Regions from separate parts of the Homo sapiens genome. Here region 2 is linked to region 1. Evidence: chromatin loops called from intact Hi-C (ENCODE). Cell type or tissue: dorsolateral prefrontal cortex. All regions are shown on one strand. Links, peaks and the distances in the headings refer to the core of each region. The heading gives the core; the rest is flanking DNA. Region 1 has its middle 66 kb from the start of LINC02559. Region 2 holds the start of LINC02559 (long intergenic non-protein coding RNA 2559).

Region 1 (16,436 bases), core at 3,013-11,012:
ACAGTTACCTCGTACTATCATTCTGTGCATAGGTATGTTAGTATTCATATTCTACAGATAAAGAAAATGAGCTTTGGAGAGTTTAAGTTAGATAGTGGCAGAGCTGGGATTTGAATCCAGGCCTGCCTGACTCCAGAGGCCAGGCTCTATGAAAGGCTGTTCTGCTATCCAGGCATGACAAGGGAGGAGGCTGCTGAAGCCTCTGAAGCCAGAATAAGAAATTCAGTCTAGGATGTCAGAGTGGGAAGGGAACTTACAGATTACAAATGGGTCCAGTGCACCCACTGACAGATGTGTAGACTGAGGTCTTAAAGGGTACAGTCTTGTCCAAAAGGATTGAGAGGCAGAACAGGAATTGCCACTGGGTCCCCAGCTCCCACATCAGTGCTCTGCCTGTAGGCTGTGGCCCCTGAGGCCTGCTCAACTCAAGGCCTTGCCTCTCCCCAGCCCTCTGCTCCAGGCGGACTGGTTCCTCTTGGTTCTTTGCGAGTGCCCTGTCACCCTGCCATCTCCATGCCTTTGACGGGTGGATCCCTCTGTGCTGGCTTCCTCTCGCATCAACTGGCTGATTGCCCTTCATCCTCTAAGATCCCTCCTTAAATACATCACTACCTGGGAAAGCCTTCCTGAGCCTCCCAGCCTGGATCAGGTACCTCTTCCAGGCTGCCAAAGCCTCTGATGCTTCCCTCATTTTGCTTTATGGTGATCAATCTCACCCATCAGGACAGGAACTCAACCGATATTTGTTGAATGAATAAATGATTGAGTGAATGAGGCCAGTCACAGTGGATCACGCCTGTAATCCCAGCACTTTGGAAGGCTGAGGCGGGCAGATTGCTTGAGGTCAGGAGTTCAAGGCCAGCCTGGCCAACATGGTGAAACCCCGTCTCTACTAAAAATACAAATATTACCTGGGCAGGGTGGCACATGACTGAATTCCAGCTACTCCGGAGGCTAAGGCAGGAGAATGGCTTGAATCTGGGAGTCGGAGGTTGCAGCAAGCCGATATTGCACCACTGCACTCCAGCCTGGGTGACAGAGCAAGACTCCGTCTCAAAAAAATAAATAAAAGTAAAAATAAATGATTGAGTGAATTAAAAAACAATGCTCAGAGAGATCTCACAGGGAAGGGAAGGGGATGTGGTGAGCAAACAAGAATTCATGAAATGAGGAACGGTTCCCTCATTGCCTTCCATTCCTTCTTCCACATGCCTACTCCCTCCCTCCATGGAAGAAGCGTTGGAGAGAGAGTCAGGAGATGATTTCAGCTGTTAGCCCTGCAACTGACTCTTGAGAAACCTTGCATTGTGCCCTCCCTCTGTTGGGGTCAGGATTTCTTCACTGATGGACCAGAGTGAGGATTGGCCTTGGAACCGCCGAGGTCTCATTAGCAGCGGGATACAAGCACACTTTGTCCTCAAATGCCCCGTGGGCTGTTTCCTGAAGGATGACCAAGGGGTTTTGAACCCCACTCCCTTGTTCTCTAATTAGGGCCTGTCTCAGGAATCAGAGACATTTTTTGCAGAGATATTTTCCTACTTTCACCAAGTTAATATGTGAGAGGTAGACAAACCACTTCATGGCTTAAGATCGGTACCAAGCTAACATGCTCAGTAAACGTGCTGACACTGAGGCCGGGTTAATGACAATTTAGCCAATTCATCAGCTCTAATTAAATCAAACTGAAGGCTGAGACCTATGGTCATGACTGGGCAAATCGGGAAGAAGGTTACATAGGGTATCTTCACCATTTAATAATTGTATGACCTTTGGCAATTTGTTTATCTTCTCTGCGACCCAGTTTCCTTCTCTGCTGAATAGAAATGATATTGAGATTATTGTCATGAGGACTGAATGAGTTACTATTTGTAAAATTCTCAGAACACTCCCTAGAATACAATAAGCTCCCTACAAGTATTTTTAAATGAATAAGCTTTCTAATGAGGGTAATACTAGTTTGCTTATATGTAAGACTTAGAATGTAAGGGCCAATAGAATAGAAGTTTTGTCTGTTTTGTTCACTGCTGGGTACCCTCTGCTTAGGGTAGTTCTTGCCCTTAGTAAGCCTGTGAATATGTGTTAGGTTGAATGAATGCACGTAACCATGATGCTGATAAAGAACTATATATAAACTCTATTCTAAAATATAAAGAAGCTTTTCATGCAAACATGTTGAACATGCAATGTAAGTGAGTCTTAAAACAGGATGTATTAGAAAAATAATGACATTTATGAGTAATAAAAGTAGCAAGGACATCTATAGTCCTTACTAGGTTCTAAGCACTTTACACAAATTGACCCATTTAATCCACACAACAATCTATGATTACCTCCATTTTACAGATGAGGCAACTGAATCACAGAGGTTGCTTTACTTGCCCAAGGTCACGCAGCAGAAGAGTTAGTGGAACCAGGATTTAGACTCCAGCAATCTGACTTCAGAGGCCATGCTTTTAACTGCTATACTATACTGTCTCTTTCAAGGCAGAGCTGAGGAAATTGTGGCTACAAACAAACAAAACAAAGAACAATCAAGTAAACAAACACCATCATACACACACATACACAAAAATCTAAGGGGAAATGTTGAAAAAATACAAAATCCCTCTTGCCTCAGAGAAATGTAATCTCAGAAGACTGGGAGAGGCCCCTTCCCTGTCTGATTCTTAGTTTCTAGGTCTGGAATATGGCGAGGACATATCCACTGCTGTCTTTTCCTGCCTGAGGTCGTGGGTTTCTCTGCAGACACTCAGTTGCCAACTTCAGAACCAGGAGCCTGCAGCTACCATGAAATTCAGGTCCCATGGGCTGAAATATGCCTCTCATTTTCCAGCAAAATCTGCCTCCCCATAGCCTTTCAATGTGCAGAGCAAAACGGAAACCAGAAAGACTGAACACTTTTATCAAAGGAACAACTCTGGGAGAAGCTGGGAGGCTGCGAAGCCTTGGGAAGGCAAATCAAAGGCAAACTTTGTGGAAACACTTTGTGAAGCAACAGAAAATTCCATCATGCTTGCAAGAGTGTGATCAACTCGGAGGGTAATTTGCTTGGAACAGAGCGAGGCTGTGTCTGCTGGAGCACACTGAAGCAGCAGACCCAGAAGGGAAGTCGGACAAACATCCAGACAAGCTGTTTGTCAGATAATTGGCATAAAAATTTTGTTTTTCCCTCACCTCTTGAATTATTTGGCTGCTTCACGAAAGATCTTACATCTTCAAATTTTATGTGGAAACACAACCATGAAGAGAAATTTGTTCTTTATTATTTCCTTTCATTCTTTTCTATCTATCTGAGGATATGTTAGATATATTAGGTTCTATCCATCTATCTATCTTCCAGCTATATGAATATAATATATATATGTTAAGTTCTATCCATTTATCTATCCTCTGTCTGAGTAAATATTAGATATATATTAGGTTCTATCCATCTATCTTCTATATATCTGAGTATATATTAGATATAAATTAAGTTCTATCCATCTATCTCTATCTGAGTATATATTAGATATATATTAGGTTCTATCTGTCTATCTATCCTTTATCTATCTATCTGAGTACATACTAGATTCCATCCATCTATCTGTTCTCTATCAGTCTACATGAGTATGTATTAGATATATATTATATTCTATCTATCTGAGTATATATTACATATAAGGTTCCATCCATGTATCTATCTTCTAAGTATATATTAGATATACATTAGGTTCTAACCATCTAGGTATATATACTATCTATCTAGACAATCTAATAGCTATATATTAAGTAATATAAATGAATCTAAAATGTATCAGAGACACAGAGAAAATATATGTATCAGGCACTATACTCCTAAGAGTATACACATATATTAGATTAGACTACGTGCTAGGTTATGAGGATTTAGTAATGTACAAGACAGACATAATAAGACAGGGGCAATCTGACCTCACGGTAATTATCACCTAGTGGACTACAATCCATCTGTTAAATGCTGGCCTGGAGGAAGTACAGAGGAGTGGGGAGCTATGGGGTCAACAGGAGGCCCAAAATCAGCCTAAAGGGTGAGAAGAATGATCGTCAATAGGGAAGAATCACTGGAAAAAGACATTATCAACAGAGAATGGTAGTCATCAGGAAAGAATCACTGGAAAAAGACACTATCAACAAAGAGCAGTGGACTAAAATTCAGCATCAATGTCTATAGTGTTTGTTTCTCTCTCTTTATGTGATAATGAGCATGTCACTTCCCCTAGGGACCCATGTCCACATGCATTAAATCAGCTCAGCATTTCTCAAAGTATGTTCCACAAAACCTCTGTCCTTCACTCTGTGAAAAATGAGTTCCCCAGCTAACCAGGCATGAGAAACCCACGGGAAATCTTTCTCTGTTGAGAATGCATACTGCATTTTAAGGTATAATAAAGGCTCCAACAAATATTGCAGTAAAAATAATAATAATAATTGAGTTGAACTCTATTTCCAAAATGTCTTTGATAATCCATGCTTTTAAAGTAGAATCTCACTGTTCCGTGATTCCACACAATGCTTTCTGAAAACTGCGGAAATGTAATTATGACACTAAAAACACACTGGCTGGGTACGGTGGGTCATGCCTGTAAAACCAGCACTTTGGGAGGCCAAAGGAGGTGGATCACTTGAGCCCAGGAGTTTGAGACCAGCCTGGGCAACGTGGAAAAACCCTGTCTCTACAAAAAATACAAAAAGTAGCTGGGCATGATGGTGGGTGCCTGTAGTCCCAGCTACTTAACAGGCTGAGGTGGGAGGATCACTTGAGCCAGGGAAGTTGAGGCTGCAGTGAGCCATGATTGTACCGCTGCACTCCCACCTGGGCAACAGAGTGAGGTCCTGTCTCAAAAAAATAAAAATAAAGAATAAAAACACCTTACATGTGAATATTACTTCAAAGTTTGCAAGCATGTTCATAATGCCCTGTTTGATTCTCACGGAAAGTCTGAGAGGATGATACAACTCCTTCCTCCATCCCTCTTTTTCTTCCTTTCTTCCTTCCCTGAACAAATTTTTTTGAATGCCTACCTCTACCAGAAATCAACATTTATAAAACATGAGGAAATTGGGGTCTAGAGAGAAGAAGCAATTCACCTAAAGACAAGAGCTGGAGTTAGAGCCCAGGCTGTGTAGCCCAGGGCAAAATCTGAGAAACAGCAAGTCGGGGCCAGTGGTTCCACAGCAGCGACGTGTTCTATGGTAACCTCTCTGAAGCCATTCTCGGCTCTCGCCCACGTAGAAGTAACCACTGACTCCTTTGTATTTTCATCTTATGCTCCTATCAAAGGTTGTAAGTTAAAACCATCCAGAGGCCAGGGAGGCAGCATAAATAAGCCCAGTAGACCTGGTGCAGCAATAGGGAGTGGTGGTGACTGAAGCCAAATGAAGAATTGAGCTCTTCTAGTGGGGAGTTGCCACTATTCAACTCCAGGTAATGGTGGCCCTGTGGGAATACAGTCCCGGGATTTCCAGATCTTCTGATTGTGTGTGTGTGTGTGTGTGTGTGTGTGTGTGTGTGTGTGTGTGTGGGTGGACCTCTATTATAGATTCTTATAGATGCTTCCTGATGATTCTTGGCCACAAGTTTGATATTTATGATGACTTCAAAATATGCTAAAGGGCTGAATTTGACTCAGAGGGCACCAGTTAGAAATGCCCCCAATGAATACACTTCAATCACAGCATTTGACATCCTTTATTATACTTAATTTTCATATCTATTCCCTCCCCCGACAACCAGATCGCAATGCCCTTGAGGGGAGGGATTGTGGTGCACTCATCTTGGCCTGTCCCAGCGTCCACTAAAAGGGTGGCACCTCAAAGGGGCATAACAAATGTTTATAGAACGAAGGCTTACATTCCCTCCCTCTAAAGCAGCTGAAAAATAAATATATGATAGCTTTTAATTAAAAAGTAACAGGATGAAATATGCATGAGAATCCTATTCTTTGACAGGAGGCAGCATGTTGAAGAGAAAGATTTTCAAATTATGTTTGCCAGCGATGCTCCCAAAAGACTAAAAAAGTTTTCTGGGCATGCGGTCTCGGCTGGCGAAATCCCCTTCTCAGTTCTGCATTGCAACTAATGCTCATTATGTTTGGATAGTTCTCAAAGAAGAAGAACACTGCTTGTGAAAATAGGTTACCGCCCTTGGCGGCTGTAGAGATCTACGGCTGAGGAATCCAAACACATCTCAGCTGACCTCACTGCCATTACTTGGACTATTAATGTCTGGGAATGCCTCTCCTCCTGATAATGAAATAATACTAATTGTGTACTGCCTTCAATAAGAGATGTGATTCAGCAGCCTGAAGGTTTAATTATGGGCTTCCAAATCAAGAGAGATCTGAATTGGACTCCCTGGTTTGGCACAACTACCAAGGTGACCTTAGCCAGGGATTGAACTGCTCTGAATCTCAGTTTCCTTTCCTGAAAAATTATGTGAATAATAATGTTTTACCTTGTTTTGTTACTGCAGGTTGTAAACAGCATATGTGAAAGGCTTGGCATATAATAGATGATGAATAAGTGACAACTACCATCATCTAAGGAGATGGTTTCCAAACTTTTTGTAGCAGCAGGATCCCTTTCCAAATTAAATCATACCTGGAATTCTGATATAGAAAATAGAGCAAATGAGAGATGCCCAGGTTTGAGTGGAGGAGGGTATACAAATCTTCCTCCATCCCAGGGAAACTCTTCAGACTCTTGGAACTCTAACAAACAAAGTGTAGAAACCATGGGTCTATTCCAACTGTCTCTTTCCAAGATGTAAAGACTGAGTTGCATGTGGAAGTGCGACTTGCCTCAAGACACACAGTAGGTCTTCAAAAGAACGGGGGATCAGACCCAGAAAACTGGGCTCTTAGGCTGGTACTGCTAAGAGAGCAACAGGTAGAGATTTAAACAATGGCTTTGGAATCTCTCCATCCTGATTTATATCCAGGATCCGTTTTTGCTGTCTGTGTGTCAATGCATGTGTCACCTACCCTCTGTGAAACTCACTTTCCCCTTCTATAAAATGGAGACTGTGATTAGTACCTAACTTGCAGAGCTATTATGAGAAACAAATAAGTTAATATACATAAAAGCGCCAAACAAAATACTTGGCACATAGTTGACATTTTATCAGCAATTAATAATAGAAATAATTATAACCGCAATCACAATATCTTAAGCCCATATCAAAATTCACAAGACACCAAGGGCTTTAATAGTTGTTTTATTCTCACAACAACCAATGACATAGTGATTGTTCCCTCTATTGTACAGATGTAAAAAAAAAAAAAAAAAAAGAAAGAAAAAAAGAAGCTCCAAGAGATGTAGTCATTTGGTTAAAGTCACTGTATAATACACGGGCAAAGTAGGATTTGGATTTATCTTTTGGCAGGGGTCTACTGAAACTCTACCCTATTGACTTAGAGCCACACTGCCATCTAGCTGGACTGATATGCTTTCCACAAAAACATCCTTGGTTCACAAATGGCAGATATACAGCATATGTACTGCCACTCTCCACTTCTATGCTCATGGCAGACATTGCTAATCAATTCCTACAGTAGATTTCTATGGATTACAAATGGCTGATACTTGGTATGTGTACCACTGCTCTCCACCTCTGTTCTTATGGCAGACATTATTAAACAATCCATACAGGTTTTCCAAGTGACCCTCAAAATCTCTCCTTCTGCAAGTGTCTGTTCAGCCATTTACAACAGATAGAGGTTGGGCTCCAGAGCAGCAACTCTCTCCCCACACCCAACCCTTCACCCCCACCCCTGGTCCCTTGCTTTGGGCAGTTGTGCTATGCCTTGCTGAACACACAGAGTTTCGAGTCAGATGGGTCACTGGGACATCTCTTGTCCTCTGGCTCTCTGCCTGAGAAAAGGAACAGCTATTACAGAAAAAGCTATTTGTGCTTAAAAATAATCCTTTATCTAAGAGCTGAATCACATAATTAAGAGACTTTCCCAATAAGATTTAACATTCCCACTAGTATCAATGGCCATTGTCCACCTCCCAGTTGAATTTAGCTTCCTGCCCTCTGCCTGCAGTCCAGCAATTTTCTTGTACCTGAATTAAACACTGATGAGAATTGGCTTGTCCCAAATTGGCCCCACTGAGATTTATGCCTCTGAAGGGTAAGGGGAGGAACTCACGGGCATTTGGATGAGAGGAAAAAAGAATCATTCATGATCCCTTGAGAACCTGGTACTTTGTTTTAAAGGCACATGGAGCTGGGGGAATGAAGAGAAGCATCTCAGCCACACACTTCTAGTTTTGTAGTTGTCGCTCCTGACTTCCTCCTTCTCAGACACAGTTTTTCTTTGTTTTTGTTCTTTGGCTTGATGGGAAAAAAATATGATACACCGATGCAGAACAATTGCAACAGTCACGTTCGGATCAAAATGTATGCAGCCTACTTCACAATTATGGAGCTGTCACATAGCTGATAGCTCTGTCATATTTCTAAAAGTTACAAATACCTCTCTCCATGTCCCCTCTAGGGTGTGTGTGTGTGTGTGTGTGTGTGTGTGTAGAAAGTGAGCTGTAGAGACAAAGAAAGAAAGGTGGGGAAAGGCAGGTAGATGCCCATTATCGTATTCACTTCTTTGCTTTCAATCTTAATATTCTTGTTCTTCTTCCTCCTTTACACTCACCTGGCAAAACTTCAACCCAGATTGAATCCAAGTGCTGATCTTTTCCACACCTGTGTCTCTACAGATACAAATGGCTGGAAGACAAAAAACACCCAGGTCAGCTGGTATCACTTTAAATGTATGCTCAGAACCTATTGCAAGTCCATGATCCCAGCTGCAAGACAACTTTCACGACCCTCCCTTCAACTCTCCAACTCTTCCTCCTCAGTCTTGGTTAATGTCCCTGCTTCCTTTCCCCTAAGAAAACAGGAAGGGGTTATTTGCCCCATGCCACACTTCTGCCACACTCACCCTGCCAACCTTCCCCAGATGAGCTCATGTACCTGTCCTCTCCCTGTCCCATGAATGCCTGTCGATGCTGACAGCTCATCCATGGGAGTTCTGGGTTCCTCTTCCCACACCCCATCAAGCCACATCACTCCAGTGATCAATCCCTTTCTCTCCCAAATCATAAGTGTTTCTCTTTTTACTGGATTATTCCCATCAGCAAATAAACTTACCATAACGTTCCCTTCTTAAAGCAAAACAAGTAAAAACAACAAAGAACTTTGACCCACATCCCACTCCAGCCACCATCTGTTGCCTTCAGAAAAAAAGTTACTCAAGAGTCATCCAGAGTTCTCCAATTCTTCCTTTTCCATTCTCCCTTGCATTCACTCCAGTCAGGGTGCCCTGAGACCTGTGCTGTCGGGATCACTGATAATCTTCATTTTTCCACATCCAGTGGGCCATTCTTAGGCTCATCTTACCTAAATCAACAGTATTTGTTACAACTGATTGTTTGCTTCATCTAGAAATGTTTTCTTCACTTGGCTTCAAGTGAAGCCACTTAGCATAAGCATGCTACTGGCTTCCCTCCTCCCTATGTGGCTGTTCCCTTCCCATCTCCTTCCCTGGCTCCCCCTCATTGGCTGAATTCTACACACTCTACACAGAATCTCAGGACTCTGGACTCTTCCCTGTGTACACTCATTCATGCAGACTGGGTCTCATCCAGTCTCCTAGCACTAACTACAAGCTCTACCCCAAAAACTCCCATATAAAATATGTATATCTCCAGCCTCAGTCTCTCCCTCGAGCTCCAACCTATATAGTCCTGCTCATCATCTTCCACCTGGAGATGTCTACTAGGCATCCAGCCTAAGGTGTCCAGCCCCCTGCACACCTGCACCTCCCATGTCTCATGAATGACAACCCTATCCTTCCAGCTACTTGGAGTTCATTTCGCTGCTTCCTTTTTCTCACTCTGTACATATACTCCATCAGGAAATCCAGACTTCTCAAATCAGCCAGACTCTGATGACTTGCTAAAACTTTCATTGTTATTATTCTGGTCTAAACTGCCATCATGTCAAATCTGGATTATTGTAGTGGCTTCCCCTTGGTTCTTCCTGCCTCCATCTCTGTCCCTAGCATTCGTTCTCCACATAGCAGCCAACAGGATCATTCAAAAATGAAACATTTTATGTCACTTCTCCACTCGAATTTCTCCAATAATTTCCCATCTGACTTGGAGACAGAGCTGTAATTCTTACCATGAGCTGCAAAGACCCTGCATGATCTATCCTCCACTATCTCTATCTTCCTTGCTCATTTCAACCAGCACCTGGTCTCTTTACAATTCTTTGAACATACCAGCCACAGTCCTGCCCCGGGGCCTTTGTGCTTGCACTTCCCACCTCCTAGAATGTGCTTCCCCTGAATATTTGCACAGCTTACTCTCACTTTCTGTTATCTCTTCTTAAGTCTTACCTTATCAGAGAGACTTTTTTCTGAACACATCATGTAAAATATACCCATGCCCCTACATACATATATATCCTGCCAGGAGAGGCAAGAGCTCGTGGAAATTATTCCAGCTCCCATGCCCAGTTGGTGGGAAAATATAAAGTATGTTTTTTGAAGTCTCTGCAAGGGTCTCCAGCAGAATTGAATTTCAGCTGCCCACAGGAAAACCCACTCAATATCATGTCCTTGACTGGCTTTCTTCTCTTTCTTGTCTCAATTTCCCACTCCCTAATGATGCTTTCTTGGATAACCTCCTAAATAAATGACCTCCCCTTGAACCTTCCACTCAGGATTTTCTTTTAGAGAAAACTACACAAAGTCCCACTTTTGTGTCAATTATATGACATGATGTATATTTATCAATCTATTATCTTTGTCATCTGTCTCTTCCCACTGGAATACAAGCCCCAAAAAGATGCACCATGCTCTCCTCTTGAGATGGCTGGTGGGTACTTAGCACATATTTGCTCAATAGAAGAGTTAATTTATTCATCTGACAATTAGTTCTTCAATGCCTATCTTGTGCTGGGCTCTCTTCCAGTTACTAGGGATACAGTGGCAACCACAATGAGTAAGGTTTCTGTTCATAAGGAGCTCACATTCTGAGTGGATAGATGAATAAACAGATGGATGGATGGATGGATGGGAAGATGGGAGTGGAGGGCAAATGGGACCCACTACAGCCTTACAGTACCCAGCATTTGGATACTAAGGAATCATATCTACTCAAGGACATTTTGCAAATAGCCCCTCATGACCTGTGCTTACTTCTTCTACTCTATTACCTCTACCTCTTAGCCATGTCCCTGCCAAATGATTTTTTTCCCCAGAAATTCTTGTGTATTTTCTCACTTCTGGACCAGTGTCCTGTGCCTGCTCATGGCCTTTGCAGACCCCACTTCACATCCTCTAATGTCTTCTCTGCCCACTCTGGTGCTGATGCCATTCTTCTTCTGGTCTGGGACTTTCAAGGCAATTCTGCCCAAACTCTACATGCAAGGTAATGATCTTTCCTCATGCACTGTTTTGAGTGTAGTGTGATTTGAGTGTGTGTTCATAGGAAATTCTTTCTTGCTAATGGAAAAGGAAGGCAAGGTGAGGAGTGTTCCAGCCTTTCAGATGGGACTCACATGGAGTCCTAGCACCTCCTAGCTGTGTCTCCTTAGCCAGTGACTTCATCTCATGGGGACTCAGTTTACTCATTTGTTAAATATGGATGGGAATAGTTCCCCTCTGCCAGAATGCTGGATGATTCAAATGAAATTATGAGTGTAAAGAAGAATTTTTATTCAAATCCTGGCTCTGTCTCCCACTCATTGTGTGACCTTGGGTAAATATCTTCACCTGTCTGTCCTTTTGTTTGTATAGCAATAAAATGGAGATAACTGTGAGTGCTTTATAAGGCTGTTTGAGAATTACAGAAAACCATGCATAAAAAATGCTTGGCCCAGAGTCTGGTACATAGAAAATGCTTAATAAATTCTTACCATTATTATTTTTCTAAAGCCTTTGAGCTCAAAAGCCATAGTGAAATAACAGCCACCAAGCATGCTGGGCAAATCTCTAGAACATCAAGCTGCTCCAGTAAAATGCGATGTCATCGGTGATAAAATCTAGCCTAGAGATGCTGCAGTTCTGGAGTTCAGAATCTTCTATTCTTCCCTGGGCATTTTGCTTCTCAACAAGCACTTGAGAAGCAAGCCAAGCTTCTTCAATTCTGGGGAAGGCAACTGCTGGAAAGCCTAGGGTAAAATATGAAAGCCTTCCTCTTCACGCTTATCCTGCTAGCAATCTTAAAGAGGGCAACACACCACCCTTTTATCTTCATCTGCAGATGAATGTAAAACACGCTTCTTGGGGGATGATGAATGGGGGAGCCTGCTGAACAGATCAGTTCCCCTCCAGAAGGTTGAGGCTCTTTTTGTGAAGGAAAATACATCATCCAAAGGCCTGCAGAAAAGGGGAGATTCTAGCCAGGAGGGGGGGAAAGAATGATGTTGGTCCTTTTCAATAATTAATTTCATTTAATCTTTAGGAAATTTTACTGGGAAATATATCATACCTAAAAAAGTAGTGAAAATCTATATATACAGTTAAGGAATAATAGTAACATAAATATCTGTGCACCCACTATTTGGCTCATGAAACAGAACATTATTAATAATTTAGAAGCTTCTAAAACATATCACTACCCTGAATTTTGTTTTAATCATTCCCTTGTTTTTCATACAGTTTAACCATCTTGTATATGTTCCTAAATCATGATAGTAATCACAAAGGTAATAACAACAACTAGTCAAAAATAATAATAAGGGCTAACATTTACATAGTGTTTGTTCTGTGCCAGGTACTCTTTTAAGTATTTTACATATATTAATTCATTTAATCCTCACAACAACTCTTTGAGGTAGGAACCACTGCTATCTTCGACATTCTTTAAATGAAGAAACTGAGGTACAGAGAGGTTAGGTAACTCATTAGGGTCACTGAGCTAGAAAAAGGGAATACTCAGTCATGAACCCACTTTTGGCCCCAGAGTCCATAATGGCTATGCTCTCCTGTCTCTCAATATAGCATTAGTTTTGATTGTTCTTGAACTTTATATACATGGACTTATATATTTTGGATTTTTATGGGATTTATCTCTTTGAATGAATATTAAGTTTCTGAGATTCATCCCCATTAATGTGTGTAGCTGTAGTTTATTCACTTTTTACAGCTGCATAATGTTCCATTATACCCATTCTCCTCTGATGTGTGTGCCTGTAGTTTGTTCATTTTTTACAGCTGCATAATATTCCATTATATCTATTCTTCTATTGTTAGAAACATGAGTTGATTCCAATTTCCCATTTGCTCTCTGCAGAGATCCCACCAAGTAGAATATGATCGTCTTGGTTTTACGGACCAGGAAACTGAGGCTGAGAGATGGGAAGAGGCTTTCCCAGGTCACAGCTGGCATATGCAGAGAAAGACGTTCAACTTGAAACTACCAGCTTTCAAGCTCTAGAGCTTTCTGTTGTTCTGTGCTGAGATATCAACTGCTAAGCACAGCCTTTTAAATCTGAAACTATGGTGCTATTTTTAATCTTTTTCATAAAGAAAAGTCTCTAACACCTCCCTTCTTTTCCTTCTGGGAAGAGCCACATTCATCCTTTCATATAAACAAATGTACATATGTTTGTAAACATACATACATGTAAATGACAATCCCTGAGTTAAGTTTTCTGGATAGAGAGATAAATAAGGTATGCCTGGCCTTAGAATTTCTCTGAGTGGGAAATTCTGAGGGAAAAAGGACAGACATTCCTAACAATAGTTAAAGTGTTAGGATCTAGAAGCACAAGGGAGGAAGCAAAAAATCAAAGAAGACTTCCTGAGGCTGAATAGGAGTTATACTGTTAGGCAAGGGAGGGCATTCCTGATGAGGAAACAACATCAAGACCGTGCAGTAGGAAAGTCATGGCATGTTCAGAGAGTGGGGAGAAATTTGGGGTGCCTTGAATGTCAACTGAGGAGAGAAGGAAGCATCTAAAGAGAAAAGTCCTATGTTGAGTAGTCCTGGATGCCAGGCTAAGGTGTTTGAACATGGTCTTATGAGGATGATTGTCATTGAGGGTTTCAAGTTGTGAAGGTGACAGGATAGGGCAACTGTTTCAGAACAATCTCATGTCTGACATGGAGATTAGTCTTGGGAAATAGTCATGGAGCTCCCCTTTGGAGAGAATGAAAGTCTAGGATCCCATTCTGGGCAGTGCTGAGGCTCCAGGCGGGAATTCAAAATATGTGTTTATGATCTTTTATTTTTTTCACGATAATAACTATACACAATGTGTTTGGGATGTACTCCATTAACTGGGTGAGTCTGGGAAAATGATTTAATCTCTCTGTGTTGTGGGTACCTTATCTATAAAATGAGCATAATAATATCTCCAAATAATATAAAGAAATTTTATGACAACTAAGTGAATTCATACTTGTGAAGCCATTAGAACTTTGGCAGGCACACAACCCTCAATATTATTGAAAGTTTTATGCTGTCATCATCGTCGTCATAATCATCATCATCATCATCATCATCATCACATTTTTAGGGCACAAAACCAGGCTTTGAAATATATTTAATGATATTGCATCTTTTGACTATCCCTGTGGAGTGGGTAGCACATTTTCCTTCATAGACAGAACAGAGTTTTGAGAGGTTGAGAGAGTTGCCCAATGTCACCGGAATCAATAACAGGCTTGCAATCTCAATTCATATCTTCTTCTGCGTTTTCAGCCATGAACACTTACACCCACTCTCAGGCCAGGACATTGTTCTATGCCCTACCTGGAATGTGAAAGGCCTTGGAAATTATCAACAATTTGAACTCTGCAATATCTCGGTCAGTACCTTGGACAGTGATGGGCATTCTTAAAGAGTTAAGCACTTAAGTCACAGAGCAACATTCCCCTAATGTTCATTCTAGCATAACCACTATCAGCCTTACCACAAATTAAATAGCATCTTCAGGGGGAGTCTGAATGCCTCCTTACTCACTTTATAATTCCGCAAGACATCCCCCCAGTCTACACTCTTCTTGTTTATCTTCAAGGCTAGTTTTTTGTTCTGATCACAGTGGGAAATATGTGCCCAGTTACTGAGCAGTTAATAAAGGCCAAAACTCATTTTCTCAAGAAATAGCGGTAAGATTAAAGCTGCAGAGTATAAGGTATCCTTCATTATTCAGGAAACAGGCATATGCTTGAGGGAGGATGGGGCTGGGAGGAAGATATGAAGGAAAGGGTGAAAATTACAAAACATGTTGGCAAACTCATGGGTTAGACCATTAAGATTACAAATCCAAAAATTCCATCTGATGGATTTCAGGGCCAAAACATGAAGACCAAGAAGAGTGAATCCCTTCAAATAAGCCCAAACAAGCCCTTGTTCTAAATGTCTTAGACTAAGATCAAAGGACCCCAACAAGGTCTTCCAATGACTTAACTCAACCTCTACTGAATCCAGAATTCTCTTCTTTGATGTCCTTCTCAGTGAAACTAAGGAGGATTCACAGATGAACAATATAAATGGAGCAGTCTCTCTCTGTAGCATCTCTTATTAATGTTCAGCATTTGGACTGGTTCTGGCCACCAGGAGGCTGTTTGGATGCTCCTGGTGGTCTGGTGGAGAAAGAACCCAAGCTAGAAGCTGGAGACTTGGGCATGATACCAATTTTGTCTGTTACCTGAGCCAGTTCTCTATCTTTTCTGGGCTTCAGCATCTGTATCTGTCAAATGCAGATAATACCTACCTTGGTTTCTTTGGTGGAGTGTGTGTGTGTGTGTGTGTGTGTGTGTACGTATGTGTGTGTCCACATGTAATCATAGATTGAATGATATAAGCACTTTGAAAAAGTAAACCCAAAAGTGTATAGTTCCCTTGTTTAGCTCTGATCACAGATAACTTAGCAATTATCTGTTTATATGTATTTCTTTCCCAAATGACAATGTGCTTCTTGAAGGTGGGGTCTGTATCTCATTCATCCTTGACTTTTTAGCACCCAAAACAGCTTCTTGTACAGACTGGTCCTCGCTAAATATTTGTGGAACAAGGGACAGGATAACCAAATAGTGTAGAGCACAAGCTCTGCATTAGAAAAGCAGGGTTATGTCTTGACTCTGTCACATCTCAGCAATGTGACCTTGGGCAAATCTTGTAACCTCTGCCATCCCCAGTTTCCCCATCTGTAAAAGGGTGCTGGCCACCTCAATGGGCCATTGGGAGTAGTAAATGAGGACATGAATATAAAACATTTAGGAGAGCTCTTGGTATCTAGTCAGTGGTCAAGAAACCTTAGCTAACATATTTATCTTCTGTATTCTAATTTTTGTGTTGTGAGCCATGAAGGGTGTCATGAAGGAGCTTAACCACTAAGTGAGCGCTCTGTCATTTTTTGTGTGATTATCCCAAATCTATTGCAATCTAACTGCTTT
Region 2 (16,436 bases), core at 3,759-11,758, 63 kb before region 1:
TTAGCGTATGCCGCTGTAACAAACTTCAAAACTGGAGTTGCTTAATGCAACAATGGTTTATTTTTCGCTCACAAAAGTCCTGTGGAATTTCAGCTGCTTTCCAGGACAACCGTCTTCCCTGCAGTGACTTGATAATCTGTCACTCCCATTCTGCAGTTTTGTTATCTCTAGTGATGGCTTTCTGACCACTGCTCTTTCCCTCTCTCCAAATGGAAATGCCATGTTTGTGTCCATAGTCTATTGGATAGAAGTAGTCACACAACCTCACTCTGGCCACAGAGAAAGCTGAGAAATGCAGGGGAGCAGGTGGAATGTGTGATGAGCTCTACAATCCCTTCTATGATGACATAAATACTCCCCAGCAACTAAAGCCATGACAATGGAACACTGGCCTTATAGGAGGCAGTACTGAAAAGCCAACAGGATGCCTCTTAAAGACATCTGGTGATTAGAAACCCAGAGACTATTTTATATTCTGTACTTGCCTGAGATATACCACCAACTAAGCAGTCTGTTGAGGATACAGGACTGGATATGGGAGATGGGGAGTCAACATTGGTTAAATGACTTGTTCCATGCCAGGCATAATCAACATTCCTCATTACTTCTTCAACATCCTCTTGAAAGCTGTGCTCATTTTACAAATGAGAAAACAGATTTAGAGAAATATAATGACTTGTATGAGGTCACATAGCTTATGAGTGGCACAGAGTGGAAGGCTACCTGAATTCAAAGTCATGTTTTCACTATGCCATGAAGCTCATTAAAGCCATGACAAGCATTGAGTTTTCTCTTTATTAGATGAAAATAATAATGATGATGTAAATAGTGATGAAGATGATGGTGGTGGTGTGGATGATGGTGGTGATGATGATGAAGATGGTAGCAACTCCTAATTATCAATATTTTACTACAAGCTGAAAAAACTGTAATCTCATTAATCCTTCCAAATACCTTATGGGGTAGGTTCTATCATTATCCCCATTTCACAGATGAGGAAACCGAGGCTCAGCTAGGTAAAACAGCACTTTTTCAATATCACCTAGGTAGTAAATAGCAGAGTTCAGACTTGAACTCAAAGTTGTCTGATTTCAAAGCCACTCCACCATACTGAAAAGAGAACAATTCAATTGGTTGTTTCATCCACATGCCTCCAATCACCCGGTTCGACTAATCATTTTTCTTTTAACCAACCACTTCTTATTTTGGCATCTCTTAGATGTCTTTATGACTTGCATCTTTTTTCAAACCAATTTTAAATTCCTCTTAAAAAGGAATGACAACCTGCCCCACCAAAGATCCAGGAAAGAAACATGAAAGCCCTGATTATGTTTCGCGGAAAAATATACATTCCCACCTCGCTATCCTTAACAAAAGACAGATGCTAATTAGAGTTTTCACTGGAATTTACAGGCTCGGTTTTAATTATACCAGATCTATCTGAATTTACTGTAGCCCTCTGATTAATAGAGGAGGAAAATCAATAAGCATACCGAAAAATTTGGATGTGTTATACAGCTAATTTCAATTTTATGTTATAATCATGTTTTAATGTGGGTCCTAATGACCATAATTAAGCTGCCTGTGACAGTGCTGGCTGGGACAGAAGCTGTAACTATTCTAAGATGATTTGTTGAAGGCTTTTCCCAGATTTTGGGTGCATTTTGCCATTTGGCTGGTTTGGGGTGCTGTGGGAGTGGGAACAGCATGCCTGTAGATGAAAGTTTCTGGAAGCCCGGCTCTTCCCAGGAAAGCCCTAGATCTAAGGTTAAAGCCAGACCAGGCACTATGGCTGCATCACTCACTTGAGCCTTCATCAAATATTTATTGAGCACTTACTATGTGCCAGGTGCCGTGATGAGCCCCGAGAACATGGAAGAGAGTTTTCATTCCACTGGGAAGAGTCAGCCATTAAGCAGCTAATTACATAAGTGAGAAATACCAGGTGATACAGGAGGTATTATAGTTACATATACGTGTGACATAATGGAGAACTCTGGGAGGGCTTCCTAGAGGAAGCAAATTCTTGGCTGAGACTTAGTTAAGTGTAAGGAGACACATCTTAAAAAGAGACCATTCCTGACCAAGGAAACAGAATTTGTAAAGATTTGGAGCTGAAAGGAGGCTGATGTGAAGTGTTATGAAAAAGGGAATGAGTGGTGCAAGGGGAACCTGTGGTCTGAGCAAGGACCAGACCATGGGGGGTTTTATAGGCCACTTCATGAATGCTCAGTGCCTGGCTACTTCAAGCTCCAAGCCTCTGAGACACCTTCTTCCCTTTCCTCCCTCCCTCCCCCCCCCCTCCCTCCCTCCCTCCCTTCCTTCCTTCATTCCCTCCTTCCTCCCTTTCTCCCTTCTTTCCTTCCTTCCCTCCTTTTTTCTTCCCTATCCATACAAAAAGCATTTATTGAACACTATGTACCAAAGCATAAACTTCTAGCCTTTGACTCTTTTCAATGACCATTCATTCATTCACTTTTTCAAAACGCATTTTTTTTGTACCAGAAATTCAAGTACAAGATTTATAGGGATCTACCTTGAACTCTACGCATTTGTTGAATGCTATTCATTCAGTAACCTCCCACAAAGGCTTCCTATGTTTTAAGCATATAGTATGCTAGCCCTCCACCTCTGTTCATTAAATCTTTAGTCCTTCATTAATTCAACAGTCATGCTAGCATGGGTCCCTCAGCAGCTGACCCTAAGGCTAGCATGGGTCCCTCAGCAGCTGACCTAAGCTGACCACTTGAGTGCAAGTGGTTGATTTGGGAGGTGATCTTGGAAAATATCAGTAGGGGAGTGGAGAAGTGAGAGAGAAAACAGGACGGGAGCCAAAGACAGTGCGTGTTATCAAGCAAATGGCCTCCATGAGCATCTGGGGCTCCACTCCACTGGGGGACTCCTACAGATGGTATAGTGTGTTTGTTTCAGAGTTATCCTTCTGAGGAGTGAGGGAGCTGGGGTATTTATACACCAACTTCAATCACTTCTTGGTTCCAGGACTGCTGGAGGTCATGAGCCAATTCCTGAGGATTTCCGGGCTGCCGTGCTTGCAGGCAGTAGAGAAGGCCTTCAGCCAAAGACATGTAAATATAACAGTTAGGGGTCAGCACAATGCAATGTTAAGGGCTGAAGGCATATGGGGGATAAGCAGGGGCAGATATTAAATTGACTTACTATAGCTGCATTTATAATACCTACTATGCACCAGGTATTTGAATTTCACTTAGTGACATACATTTGCTCAACAAGTATTTATTGGCCACCACTATCTGGCTTGCACATAAGATCCCACCCCACACTCCTTATTTTATCCACCCCAGAGTACACCACTCACTCGGTATTCTGTATGCATTCATTAAACTTGCACTGGGTTCCTGATATATGTTGGATGCTTAGGATTTCAGCTTTAATCTCAGGCTCTGGGAAGAAAGGCATGTCCCCCTAAGGACTGTAAGAGGAGGCTTGACAGATCCCAGTGTACCCTCTGTAGACTGGATGCCCAGTCAATGCTGGAGTGCCCTCCTGAGGTCTGAGCTATTATGGGGCAGGCCAGCTGTGGTTGCTGTGGCTCCTGTCCATGACCTGTGGGAGGCCACAGCAGCTAGGCAAGTAGCCAGGTATCAATAGCATCCCTTCCCAGGAGCCTGACATAGCTTTTGAGCATGGAGATGAGAACCAGGCTAACCAGCCCAGGCCAATCGCTTTCTGCCTGACAAAGAATAGAAAGGAGTTTGGAGTTCAACCACACAGAATATTTAACCACAAAACTGTGATGCTCAGCCTGTAATAATCCATAAGAACCACCTGTGAGACTTGTTAAGCATGAAGGTTCCTGGGCCCCACCCCAGATTGTGATTCAATAGGTCTAGAGTGTGCTCTGGGGATCTGCATTTTAAATCGTGTGTGAGTGATTTTGAAGCAGATGGCCCACAGGGCAAATTGAAAGAAATACTGCTTTAGCCTAATAGCTATCTTTTACAGTTGGGGAAATTAAGGCTCAGGGAGAGACCCGAGTTGCAGTGACCCACAGGACCAGGATCCAAGCTCCCCACTGCACAAGCCAGAGCTGCCCTCCGTTAGAAGAGATGAGATTTCCAAAGCTCCCAGCCACTTGAGCATTTCAGGCACATTCTCCGTTATTGACAGGCACTAATGGGGTAATGAACTAAAGAGACCTGAGTTCACCCAATAATTGCAGGTAAGACTAAAAGAGTAAATATGATCCTCATTAATGTAAAGCAACTTTCTCCACTATAGAAATCTCATGTGAAGCTTTAAGCACAGGCATAGGCCAACCATATCTCTTTTAGTTTTGTTTATTCATTCATTTAGCTTTCAAGAAAAATATACCAGAGTGCTTATAAAATACATACAGTAAGAGAAACCAAAATATGTCAAATTTTCAAACATGCAATCTGTCTATATTTGAGTAGGATGGTATGAACATGGACACAGGCATGCATCTATCTGTCCACACTGAGTAGTTACCTGAATGCAGAAGCAAGAGGTGAGGAAGAGAAGGCCTGAGACAAAATGTATCAGGATGAGATAATACATATGGCATAATGTTAATTGATGCAGAATATACAATTCTACATATATATTATTGCCAAGGTATAACAATTTTTTAAAATGCAGCTATACAAGTCCTAAAAAGAACAAAATAAGAAAAAAAATTTTCAGGTAATTAAGGACTTTTTGGGTCAATCCCCCCCCCCACCGCCACCCCTTGCCCAAACATACACAAAAGTAGGAAAAAGAAATTGAGGAGAGAGAAATACAAGAATGTCATAGCAAGAGATAGTGAAAAAAAAATACATTCTGATATATATGCCTTAGACTGGGATTCTGAAACTTTCTTGGAAATGAGAATTGTCTGGAGAGTTTCTTAAAATGTGGATTCCCAGGCTGCCCCTCAGAGATGCTGGTTTTGTTTATTTTGTTTATTTTTCTTTGAGACAGGTCTTGCTGTGTTGCCCAGGCTGGTCTCGAACTCCTGGGCTCAAGTGATCCTCCCACCTCAGCCTCCCGAGTAGCTGGGATTACAGGGGCACGCCAGTGATCCTGGCTCGAAGATGCAAATTTTTAAATTTTTTATTAAAACTCTTTATATTTTTATTCTATTTTAGCAAAAAATGCTGATTTTAATGAGTCTCTCATATAGTCTTCATTGTCATGAGGACACAATTTGGTCCTAGACAATAATGCCCTTCTCCCAGCCCTTCCTCTACCCCAGACCAATTTAATCATGCCCCAAATCCCAGTTAGAATCTATTTTCTGTAACAAGACCATATTAAAATGCAACCTCTGTCTGGGTGGTCATCTATTGAGAGTGACCATTATAACACTGAGTGATAAGATGAATCCGACCTTCAGACCCTCTCCTGAAACTGGGTTCATGTACTAAGAATAACAAATATTTGTTGTCCACTTAGGGTGGGCCCAATGTTAAGAGCTTTGCATGCTTTCAACAGCTCCAGGGGGTAGTACTCTGCTTATTCCCATTTTCCAAATGAGGAAACAGGTACAGAGAGGTTAAGTAATCTGCTCAAGGTCACACAGCTAGTAAGTAGAAGAACTAAGTTTTGAATCCATATTTTCTTATAATTTAGGAATACACTACCTCTCCTTAAATAAAGTCAAAGAGAAGAGATAGCATCATGCTCCTGGGAATCCAAAATGAATAAAAAGACACACCAAGAGAAGGTAGGGTAGGAAACCAAATCAAGCCTACTGACCATATTTCCCAAGCCCAAATCCCTGAGTGTGGTCAAAGAGCCCCCCTTTTTCCCCATTTTGCAAAGGTATGAAGCTTGAGATGTGAAGATAAGTAAGTAACCATATTTATTTATATTCTTAAGGTATATGGTATATTCCTTAAAACTACACAAATCTGTGGAAATGAGACTGAATCCCTCAATCAGTATGAAGATATGGACTCTGGGTGTGATGATTACAAAGGTGGGTCTAAAAAGACCTCAGCACTTACCTTTGGAAGTGCTTACATTTTAAATTCTCTGATAGCAGACAGATTTCCCATACAGTCCGATGCTGTCAAGAAAACAGGTACCGGCCTGGCTCGGTGGCTCATGTCTGTAATCCCAGCACTTTGGGTGGCCGAGGTGGGCAGATCGCGAGGTCAGGAGATCGAGACCATCCTGGCTAACACGGTGAAACCCCGTCTCTACTAAAAATACAAAAAAAATTAGCCGGGCGTGGTGGTGGGCACCTGTAGTCCCAGCTACTCGGGAGGCTGAGGCGGGAGAATGGCGTGAACCCGGGAGGCGGAGCTTGCAGTGAGCTGAGATCGCGCCATTGCACACCAGCCTGGGTGACACAGCGAGACTCTGTCTCCAAAAAACAAAACAAAACAAAACAAAACAAAAAACAAAAAAAAAAAAGAAAGGAAAAGAAAACAGGTACTGTCACCCACTAGACGGATCAGAAAACTCAAGACACCAGTGTATTCATTGTATGCCTGTATCACAATTCGTCTTCCCACTCACCTATTGTTGGGCATTCAGGGTGCTCCCGCTTTTGGGTTACTACAAATAAAGCTGCTACAAGGACTTTTGCCCAAGTTTTTGTGAGGGTGAATGTTTTCACTTCTCTTAGGTAAATACCTAGGAGTGAAATTGTTATATATATGGCAGGTGGATGTGTAACTGCTTAAAGAACTACCTAATAGTTATCCAAATTGGCTGTTTTATTTTGCATTTCCATTAGTAGCGTATGAGTCTCAACCACTTAACATCCTTGCCAATACTTGGGATAATCAGGTTTTCAAATTTAAGCCATTCTACTGGGCTTGTGGTGGTAGTATCTCATTGCAGTTTTCATTTTCATTTCCTTAATGACTAATGATGTTGAATATCTTTTCATGTGTTTATTTGCCATCGATATATTTTCTTTACTAATAAGTATGTTCAATTCTTTTTTCATTTTTCATATTTTTAAATTTTTGCATAGTGTGAGTTCTTCATATATTCTTGAGACAGAAACCTTTGTTGGATATGTTTGTTGTTGTTGTTGTTGTTTTTGAGATGAAGTCTCGCTCTTGTTCCCCAGGCTGGAGTGCAACGGTGCAATCTCGGCTCACTGCAACCTCCACCTCCTGCATTCAAGCGATTCTCTTGTCTCAGCCTCCCGAGGAGCTGGGATTACAGGCGCCTGCCACTACGCCCGGCTAATTTTTGTATTTTTAGTAGAGACGGGGTTTCACCATGTTGGCCAGGCTGGTCTTGAACTCCTGACCTCAGGTGATCCGCCCACCTCGGCCTCCCAAAGTGCTGGGATTACAGGTGTAAGCCACCACGCCCAGTCGGATATGTGTTTTATAAACATTTTCTCCAAGTTTGTGGTTTGCTTTCTCATTTTTGTAAGTGTCTCTTAAAGAGCAAAATATTTAAATTTTGATTTTCTCCAACTAATTGATATTTTCTTTTATAGTTTGTGTTTGTTTCATGTTTTAAAAACCTGTGCCATACCCAAGACCACAGTGATTTTCTCTTATGTTTTCTCTTGGGCATTTTGTATTTTTAACTCTTACTTTTAGGTTTATAATCTATTTAGAGTAATTTTTTCGTATATGGTGGGTTTTTTTCAGCATATGACCATCAAATTGTTTCAGCATCACCTAAGGAAAAGATTTTCCTTTCCCCCATTAAATTGGTAATTTTGTTGAAAATCCATTAATCATATATGTATGTGTCTATTTCTCAGCTCTATTCTATTCCACAGATCTGTGTATCTTTATGCCAATACCACACTGATACTACTTTATCTACTGTAGCCTTATAATACATCTTAAAATCAAGCAGTGTAGGTCCTTTTTGTTCTTTGTTTTCAATTTTTTTTTTTTGCTCTTCTAGGTTCTTTGATTTTCCAAATTAATTATATAATCTGCTTGTAAATTTATGCAAAAAGGTCTGTTGAGTTTTTGACTGGAATTGCCTTCAATCCATGGATCAATGTTTGGGAGCATTGGCATCTTAATACCAAGTGTTCTGACCCATAAATGCAATTTATCTCTCCATTTATTTCTGTCTTCTTTAATTTCTCTCAGCAACATTTCATAGTTCTCAGAGTACAGATCTTGAATAACGCCTGCAAGTTTGTCACTAAGTATTTCATATTCTTCATATTATTGTGGTAGATTATTTTACTTCAACTTCCAAAAGTTTGTTCCTAGTTTATAGAAATGCGGTTCATTTTTGTGTACTGACTTTGCAAAACTCACTTATTACTTCTAGTGGCATCTTTATAGATTTCTCAGGATTTTCTACAGAGATGATTATGCCTTCTGCAAATAACGTTAGTTTTACTTTCTCCTTTTCAATTTATATGTTTTTGCTTCGTTGCCCTGGGCAATGTTGAATGGACATGATAAGACCGGACAATCTTGCTTTATTCCTCATCTAAAGGAGAAAGCATTCAGTCTGTTGCCATTAAGGATGATGTTAGCTGTAGGGTTTTGTTTGTTTGTTTGTTTTTTAATAGATACCCTTTATCCAGCTGAGGAAGTTCTGTTCTTTGTTGTTGTTGCTGCTGTTGTTTGAAACAGGGTCTCATTCTGTCACCCAGGCTGGAGTGCACTGGAGCGAGCATGGCTCACTGCAACCTTAACTTCCTGGGCTCAGCATTCCTCTTGTTTCAGCCTCCTGAGTAGCTGGGATCACTGGCATGCACCCCCATGCCTGGCTAATATTTATTTATTTATTTATTTTTGTGGAGACAGGGTCTTACTATGTTCCTCAAGCTGATCTCAAACTCCTGAGCTCAAGCCACCTTCCTGCCTCGGCCTCCCAAAGCGCTGGGATTACAAGCTTGAGCCATTTCACCCAGTGAGGAAGTTCCCTTCTACACCTGGATTGATGACTTTTTAAAAAAAAATCAGGAATAAATGTTGATTTTTTTCAACATCTAATGAATACTTTCTCTGCATCTATTGAGATTACTTTGTTTCCCTTTTTAAAGAAAGTCTCTTATATGACAAATTCCATTTATTGATTTTCAAGTTGTAAACCAACTCTGCATTTCTGTACTTGATCATAAGATATATTTTGTCTTATGTATTGTTGGATTTGATTTGCTAAAACTTTGTTAAAGATTTATGTGTCTAAGTTTATGAGGAATATTGATCTAAAATTTTATTGTAATGCCTTTGTCTGATTTTGGTATCAGGCTAGTGCTGGCTTCATAGAATAAATTGGGAAGTTCCCTCTTCTCCTATGCTTTGAAAATATTTGTGTTTGATTGTATTATTTCTTCCTTAAATGCTTTGTAGAATTTACCAGCGAACTCACCTGGATCTGAAATTTTCTTTTTTGGAATGTTTTTACCTACAAATTCAAGTTTTTAAAGATACTGGGCTATTTGGGCAACCTATTTCTTCTTGAGTGAGCTTTTGTAGCTTGCATTCTCCAGGGAATTTGTCCATTTTACCTAAGTTGTTGAGTTTATTTGCGTAATGTTACTAATAACATTCCCTAATTAACCTTTTAATATCTATAGCATCAGTAGCGATGTTATCACTTTCCTTCATGATATTAGTAATTTATATCTTCCTTTACTGATAATTATGGCTAGAGGTTTATCATTTTTATTAATTTTTCACAAATAACTAGCTTTGCTTTCATTGATTCTATTACTTTTTTCTATTTTATTGATTTATGCTCTGATCTTTATTATTTCCCTTATTTTGCTTACTTTTGGGTTTGACATTCTTCTTTTTTTTGGTTTGTTAAGGTAGAAACTGAAGTGATTGATTTGAGACGTTTCTATTTTTCTAACATAACCATTTAATGCTATAATTTTCCTTTCAGTACTGTTTCAGCTGCATGCAACAAATTTTGATATATTGTACTTTGAAATTTATTTCAAATAGGTTTTAATTTTTTTATTTCTTCTTTGCCCCATTGGTTATTTAGAAGTTTGCTTTTGGTTTCTAAATATTAGAAATTTTCCAGATATGTTATTGATTTATAGTTTAACTCTATTGTGGTTACAGAATATGCTTTGTATAATTTGAATCATTTTATATTTATTGAGGCATACTTTATGGCTCATAATATAACCTGTATTAGTAAAATATTCCATATTTTAAGGTAAGACCCATAATATGAGCTCATATTATGAGCACTTTAAGAATATGTATTCTGCCATTGTTAGGTAGAGTGTTCCATAAATGTCAATTAGGTCTAGTTGGTTGACCATGTTTTTCAGGTCTCTAAACCCTTATTAATTTTATGTCTACCGTTCTATTAATTATTTAGATGGGATGCTGAAATCTCTGATTATAATTGTGGATTTGCTTACTTCTGCATCTAGTTCTGTCAGTTTGGGGTTCATATATTTTGAAGTTTTGTAATAGGTGAATACATATTTATCATTGTTACAGCCTGCTAATGAATTGACCCCTTTATCATTATGGAATGACCCTCCTTATCCTTAGATGGTGTTCTTTACTCTGAAATAGACTTTGTTAAGATACCAGCTATTTCTCAAAACCACAGAGGTGAAGTTACTGAAGGGATTCATATTGGTAAAGACCTAGATTCATTATGGAGTGACAATAATGACAATGAAGAAGAAAATACCTGACATGTGTTAACTGTTTACTATCTTCCAGGAACTGTACCAAGTGATTTATGTGCTAATTTCACATTCATAGTCTCACTACATGGTGGCTTTTGCTATTATTTTTCATTTTATGAAAAAGAATCATTTCAGCTCAAAATGTAAAAAACTTTTAGTGGTTGTCTCATCCAGCTCCCCTCTTTTGCCCAAGGGGGAAGCTAAGGCCCAAAAGGACAGGGCACAGAGTACGAATGCAGAGAGTCAACCCTCAGGAGAGGTTGTTTTGCCTTTCATTATCCACCTTCCCCCAAATAGGCAACAAATGAAGTCTAAGGGTTCAAGTTCTCTCTATTAACATATACTTCTTCCCATCTATGGCTTTGTACTATAGCCATTTATTCAGTCTGTCCACCCATCAACCCAACCAGCCACCCATCCATCCATTCATTCATCCATCCACCTACCAACCATCCATCCATCCATCCATCTGCTCACCCATCCCTCCATCCATCCACCTATGCATCCATCCATCCACCCATTCATTTATCTGTCCACCCGTACATGCACGCATGCATGCATCCATCCATCCATCCATCCATCCATCCATCCATCCATCCACTCACCCATCCATTCACATGTCCATCCATCTATCCATCCATACATCTACTCATCCATTCATTCACCATCTATCCATCCATCTAAACCATTATCTAGACATGTATATACCCAGCATTCTTATTCTGGGGAAAAAACAACCAGACAAAATCCCCACCTTCAAGGAGCTCACAGTCTGGCAGAGCAAACATCTGCACAGATGAAAGACAGCTTCATATATGCATTAAAATAGAGAGCTGTGCTTGAGAAACCACAAGACAGTTCTACTCCCTCTGTGTAGGGAGTCACTTTAGGCTTCCAGGACAAGAAGATATTTGAGGAGGGTCTTGTAACAAGAGTAAGTTTAAAACAAATGTTAGACAAAGACTCCTGAGACAATTAAGACACAGCACCTGTCTTCAAAAACTCTGAATACAGACCAGTGGTTCTCAAAGTGCAGTCTGCAGACCAACAGCATGAGCTTACCAGGGAACTAATTAGTAATGTAGATTCTTAGGCTCTATCTACTAATTTAGAAACTCTGGGTGTGGGACCCTGTAATCTGTAAATAATAGTCCCACTGCGTGATTGTGATGCATAGCAATACTCGAGAACCACTGCTCTAGAGGAGAAGGCTACAAAACAATAATTCAATGTGAAAAACCCTGAGGATGCAGAAGCGAGAGCTAATAACTCTTCACCTGTACCCGTCTTGCCTTCTTGGTTAGGCTTTGAGCTTCCTGAGGATAAGAACTGCATCCTGCTGTTCATTCCATCTCTCCTGGGTCTTACCTATAATAGACGTCCAGTAGGTGAAGATTGGTTTAGACAGAGTCCAGCAGGAGGCTGCAAGATTCAGGGGCTCCAAAAGGGAGAGTAATCTTTTAGGTAACTAGAGAAGGTAGCCATAATGGGTAGTAAAGGACAGGGCAGTTTTCAGAAGGCTTGAACAAAGGTTGGGCTTCTCTTGGGCAGAAGATCTGAAGCTATAGTGACCACCATTCCTCACAGCTCACCCCTTAAAGACTGTGCAAAAGGGCCAACCTTAATCTCATTTGCTTTTTTTTTTTTTTAATCAAGCCTACGAAGAAGGCAGGTTTATGGCCCCCACATTACAGATGAAGAAACTCAAGCCCAGAGAGGGATAGTGACTCACCCAAAGCCACACAGCCAGTTTTCAGAAAAGAACAATCCAAAGCAAGTCTTTTGAGGTTCATCCATCGCCCTTTTCAGGAATTACGCAAATTCTTGTCCACTTCTCTGAGCCTGGGTTGGTCATTTGGTATGGGCATGGGGTCCATATAAGATTCTTTTCCCTACAGTTTCCTTTTCTCGCAGTTCCGGAGGTAGTAATTCAATGATCCACCCCCACATCTAAAATTCTAAGGAATTTTAGTTATTTTGACCAGAGATGTGAAAAAATTCCATCTGTTAAAGACAGGAGTTGATAGCATCTCCATTGCTCCCTTCTGATAATCCCCTAGGTTTGTCTTTTGTCAGCTTGCCCATGGGAAAAGTAAGGGAGATTTTCTCTAACAGCCAGAGAATAAAGACCTGTACCCAAGGGCTTAGAAAAGCCAAAACCTCATCCTTTCTCTTTGCTCCCCCAATATGGGGCAAGGAGAGTGTCTTATTCCATGGGGGCTGCTATAATGAAATATCATAGACTAGGTGGCTTCAACAATACACATTTATTTCTTACAGTTTTGGAGGCTGGAAAGTCCAAGATCAAGGTGTCAGCCAATTTGGTTCCTGATGAGGCCCATTTTCTTGGCTTGCCGATGGTTATCATCTTGCCGTGTCCTCACATGGCAGAGCAAAGGGGGGTGGAGGAGGGAGAGAGAGAGCACACACACTTTGTGCCTCTTATTGTAAGGGCATTAATCTCATCATGAGGGCTTCACCCTCTTGAACTGATTACTCTCCTAATACCATCACATTGGGGGTTGGGGCTTCAAGGTATAAATTGGGAAGGCCACAAGCTTTTGGTTCATAACAGGGAAGGAGCAGAGCAGCCACCCACAATGACAACGCCCATATCTGGCTCTGCCACACTGGACAGCTCAATCTAGGACCAGACAAGCCAAAGCATTGTCTTCCTCCTTTAGGCAATGGGTTTTTAGACAAGGATCTTCTCTCAATACACCAAAGTGGTGAAAAATCAAAGTTGGGGATTTCTTGGAAACAAACCCATATGAATACGTTACTTAGGTAATACTAAATATCCTGAACACAGCCATATAAGCCATAGAAAAAGTTTGGACCAACCTCTTTATTAACTTGTGAAGTCAAAGAAGTTTGGACTCTGAGCCTCTAAACTCTGTCATGAAGGCTTTTAAATGCGTCTAGTGCTTCTAGAATCTGTTCTTCTCCATTCTCTGAAAATTGTATAAAGACACGGAGTACCTCCTGTATGCCATTAATTTACTTAATATTCCAGCTTGGCTCCCTGGCATGTCTTGGAAGAACCATTAGCTACTGTTAAATAAATAAATCCTTACTGTAACTCACCCTAGAGGTGCCTCTAAGAGTTACCTGTGTGAGATGCAACCGGATCACAAATTAGCATCTGCAACTCAGTTTATGGCCTTTAATTTGGGGTTCCTATTTGAGGCCATTGTCCATTTCCTCCACTGCATCATCTTAGAACATACAATGTCCTTCCTGATTGCAGTAACTCATGATGCTCCCAGAAAAGCTTTCATTTATACCACCTATATTTTAAGCCAGGCCATTCCAAACAAACCTTTCAAAAGTGGTGAAAAAACAAATTAAAAAAACCCCAACTCTATTAGCTATCTATTGCTGCATAACAAACTATCCCTCAAAGCTTAGGGGCTTAAAACAACAAGAATTTATTATTTCTCATGAATCTATAAGTCAATTTGATGGTTCTGTTGATTTGGGCCAAGGTCAGATGACTTTGGACCTGCTGTTGCACCTGTGATCAGCTGGCAAGTCAGCTGAGGACTGGCTGTTCTAGGATGACCACATCCACATATGCAGCAGCAGACTGGTTATAAGCTGGATCAGGTGGTTTTCATGCTTCAGTGAACTAGCTTACATTGCTCTTAGTTGTGGCAAACTTGGAATTGTTCTTAGTTGTGGCAAGATTCCAAGAAGAAAAAGAGTAAATATTCAAGGTCTCTTGAGGCTTAGACTCAGAACTGGCACACCATCACCTACGCTGCATTCTTTTCTCTTTTTTTTCTTGAGATAGAGTCTCACTCTGCTGCCCAGGCTGGAGTGCAATGGCCCGATCTCGGCTTGCTGCAACCTCTGCCTCCCAGGTTCAGGTGATCCTCCCGCCTTAGCCTCCTGAGTAGCTGGGATTACAGGCACCTGCCATCATGCCTAGCTAATTTTTGTATTTTTGTAGAGATGGAGTTTCACCATGTTGGCCAGGCTTGTCTGCAACTCCTGACCTCAGGCTATCCACCCACCTCAGCCTCCCAAAGTGCTAGGATTACAGGCATGGGCCACCGCGCCCAGCCTCCTCCACTGCATACTATTGGTCAAAGCAAGTCTAGTGACTCCCCATTTCTTGATGGTAGGACCTGCAAAGTCACATTGCCAAGGGTATGGATAAGGGAAAGGGCAGAGAATTAGAGCCATTTTTAGCAATCTATCACACCTGTCTACCATTGTGGTCACAAACAGAAATTTAATTGTATTTTTGTAGATTGAAACCTCAAAACCCCCATAAGCAAATAATTTGGTTGAACCACAAAAATTTGACTTTCTTTTTCTTTTTTTTTTTTTTTTTTTTTGAGATGGAGTCTCGCTCTGTTGCCCAGCCTGGAGTGCAGTGGCACGGTGTTGGCTCACTGCAAGCTCCGCCTCCCAGGTTCACGCCATTCTCCTGCCTCAGCCTCCCGAGTAGCTGGGACTACAAGCTCCCACCACCACGCCCGGCTAATTTTTTGTATTTTTAGTAGAGACGGGGTTTCACTGTGTTAGCCAGGATGGTCTTGATCTCCTGACCTCTTGATCTGCCTGCCTCGGCCTCCCAAAGTGCTGGGATTACAGGCGTGAGCCACTGCACCCGGCCTGTATTTGACTTTTTAAAACAGCTTTATTGAAGTATAATTTACATATCATAAATTCATCCATTTTAAGTGTGCAATCCAATGATTTTTAGTACATTTAGAAACTTGGGCAAACATCACTATCATCCAGTTTTAGCACATTCTTATCACTCCCGAAAGATCTCTTTTGCCTGTTTGCAGTCAGTCCTCTCTTCCCACCCCCAGCTGTAGGCAACCACTGATATGCTTTCTGATTCTACAGATTTGCCTTTTCTAGAGATTTCATATAAATGGAATCCCACAATATATATGGTCTTTGTGTCTAACTTCTTTCATGTAGCATATTTTTGAGGTTCATTCATGCCGGTGCATGTATCAAATACTTCATTCATTTTCATTGCTGAATAGTATTCCATTACATGGATGTATCACATTTTGTTTATCCATTCACCGGTCTATGGGCATTTGGATTAGTTCCATTTTTTGGCAATTCTGAATACTGTTGCTGTACACATTTGTGTACAAGTCTTTGTGTGTACATATCCCTTCACTTTTCTTGGATGGATTTCTTGGAGTAGAACTGTTGGGTCATATGACAAGTTTATGTTTAACTTTGAGAGAATCTGCCAAACTGTTTTCCAAAGTAGCTACACCATTTTGCACCCTCACCAGCAATGGATGAGAGTTCTAGCTTCTTTACATACTCACCAACACTTGCTATTGTCAGTTCCTTTGACTACCAACAGCTTTTGACCCACAAAAATGGCATTTCATGTAGTTCAACTGAATATTGCTGTCCACATTTTATGGATACGAGACTGAGACCCTCGGGTGAGAGAGAAAATTAGATTCAAATTTGCATTGATCTGTCATGTAAACCTAAGCCTTGTGAGCTGTGTGTGTCTGCCTCCTTTTCTCATTGGAACCTTGCCCCTGGCTTGCTGTTCCAGTCACCAGAGAGGCATGCTCCAATCTCAGATCCCCTTCCACCCATCTCTCAGTCCCTCTGGAGGCTGGCTGGGCCTGCAGGTTTGCAGCCTAGACTCAACTGCAAAAAAACAACTCGTTCACGCCTGCTGCTCCACACAACTGATGCCAAGGGAAATCAGTGCTTGCTTGGGTGTGTCTGAGCCCCATGTGCTTATTCCCAGATGAGTATTTATAAAAGGAGTTCTTTGGCTTCTACTTAACGCATCCCCTATGCTATGATTTTATTGTGTCCCCTGGAGTTC

What was found. A loop is a pair of places that touch in the nucleus more often than their neighbours do. Peaks named below come from ENCODE experiments on the same cell type or tissue, not always from the same donor. Only the 100,000 strongest peaks of a DNase experiment are listed, where the experiment ranks them.
Region 2: it touches region 1 in a loop (9-fold over the local background); 2 of 110 quality-filtered maps call a loop at or near these places.

What each region holds. Positions count from the first base shown.
Region 1 is chr22:26,077,624-26,094,059 of GRCh38, reverse strand. No RefSeq gene overlaps it. Among named protein-coding and RNA genes, the nearest start is that of LINC02559, 66 kb to the left of the region's middle. In dorsolateral prefrontal cortex, for the core only: a CTCF peak has its summit at 7,444; no DNase peak of the experiment used is centred there.
Region 2 is chr22:26,141,835-26,158,270 of GRCh38, reverse strand. LINC02559 (long intergenic non-protein coding RNA 2559) reads right to left here and starts at 6,120. Exons shown (of 3, transcript XR_938105.2): 1 at 5,994-6,120. LOC102724801 (a long non-coding RNA gene) reads left to right here and starts at 3,862. Exons shown (of 4, transcript XR_938106.3): 1 at 3,862-4,201; 2 at 5,617-5,710; 3 at 5,866-5,965. In dorsolateral prefrontal cortex, for the core only: no CTCF peak of the experiment used is centred there; no DNase peak of the experiment used is centred there; H3K27me3 peaks cover 357 bases.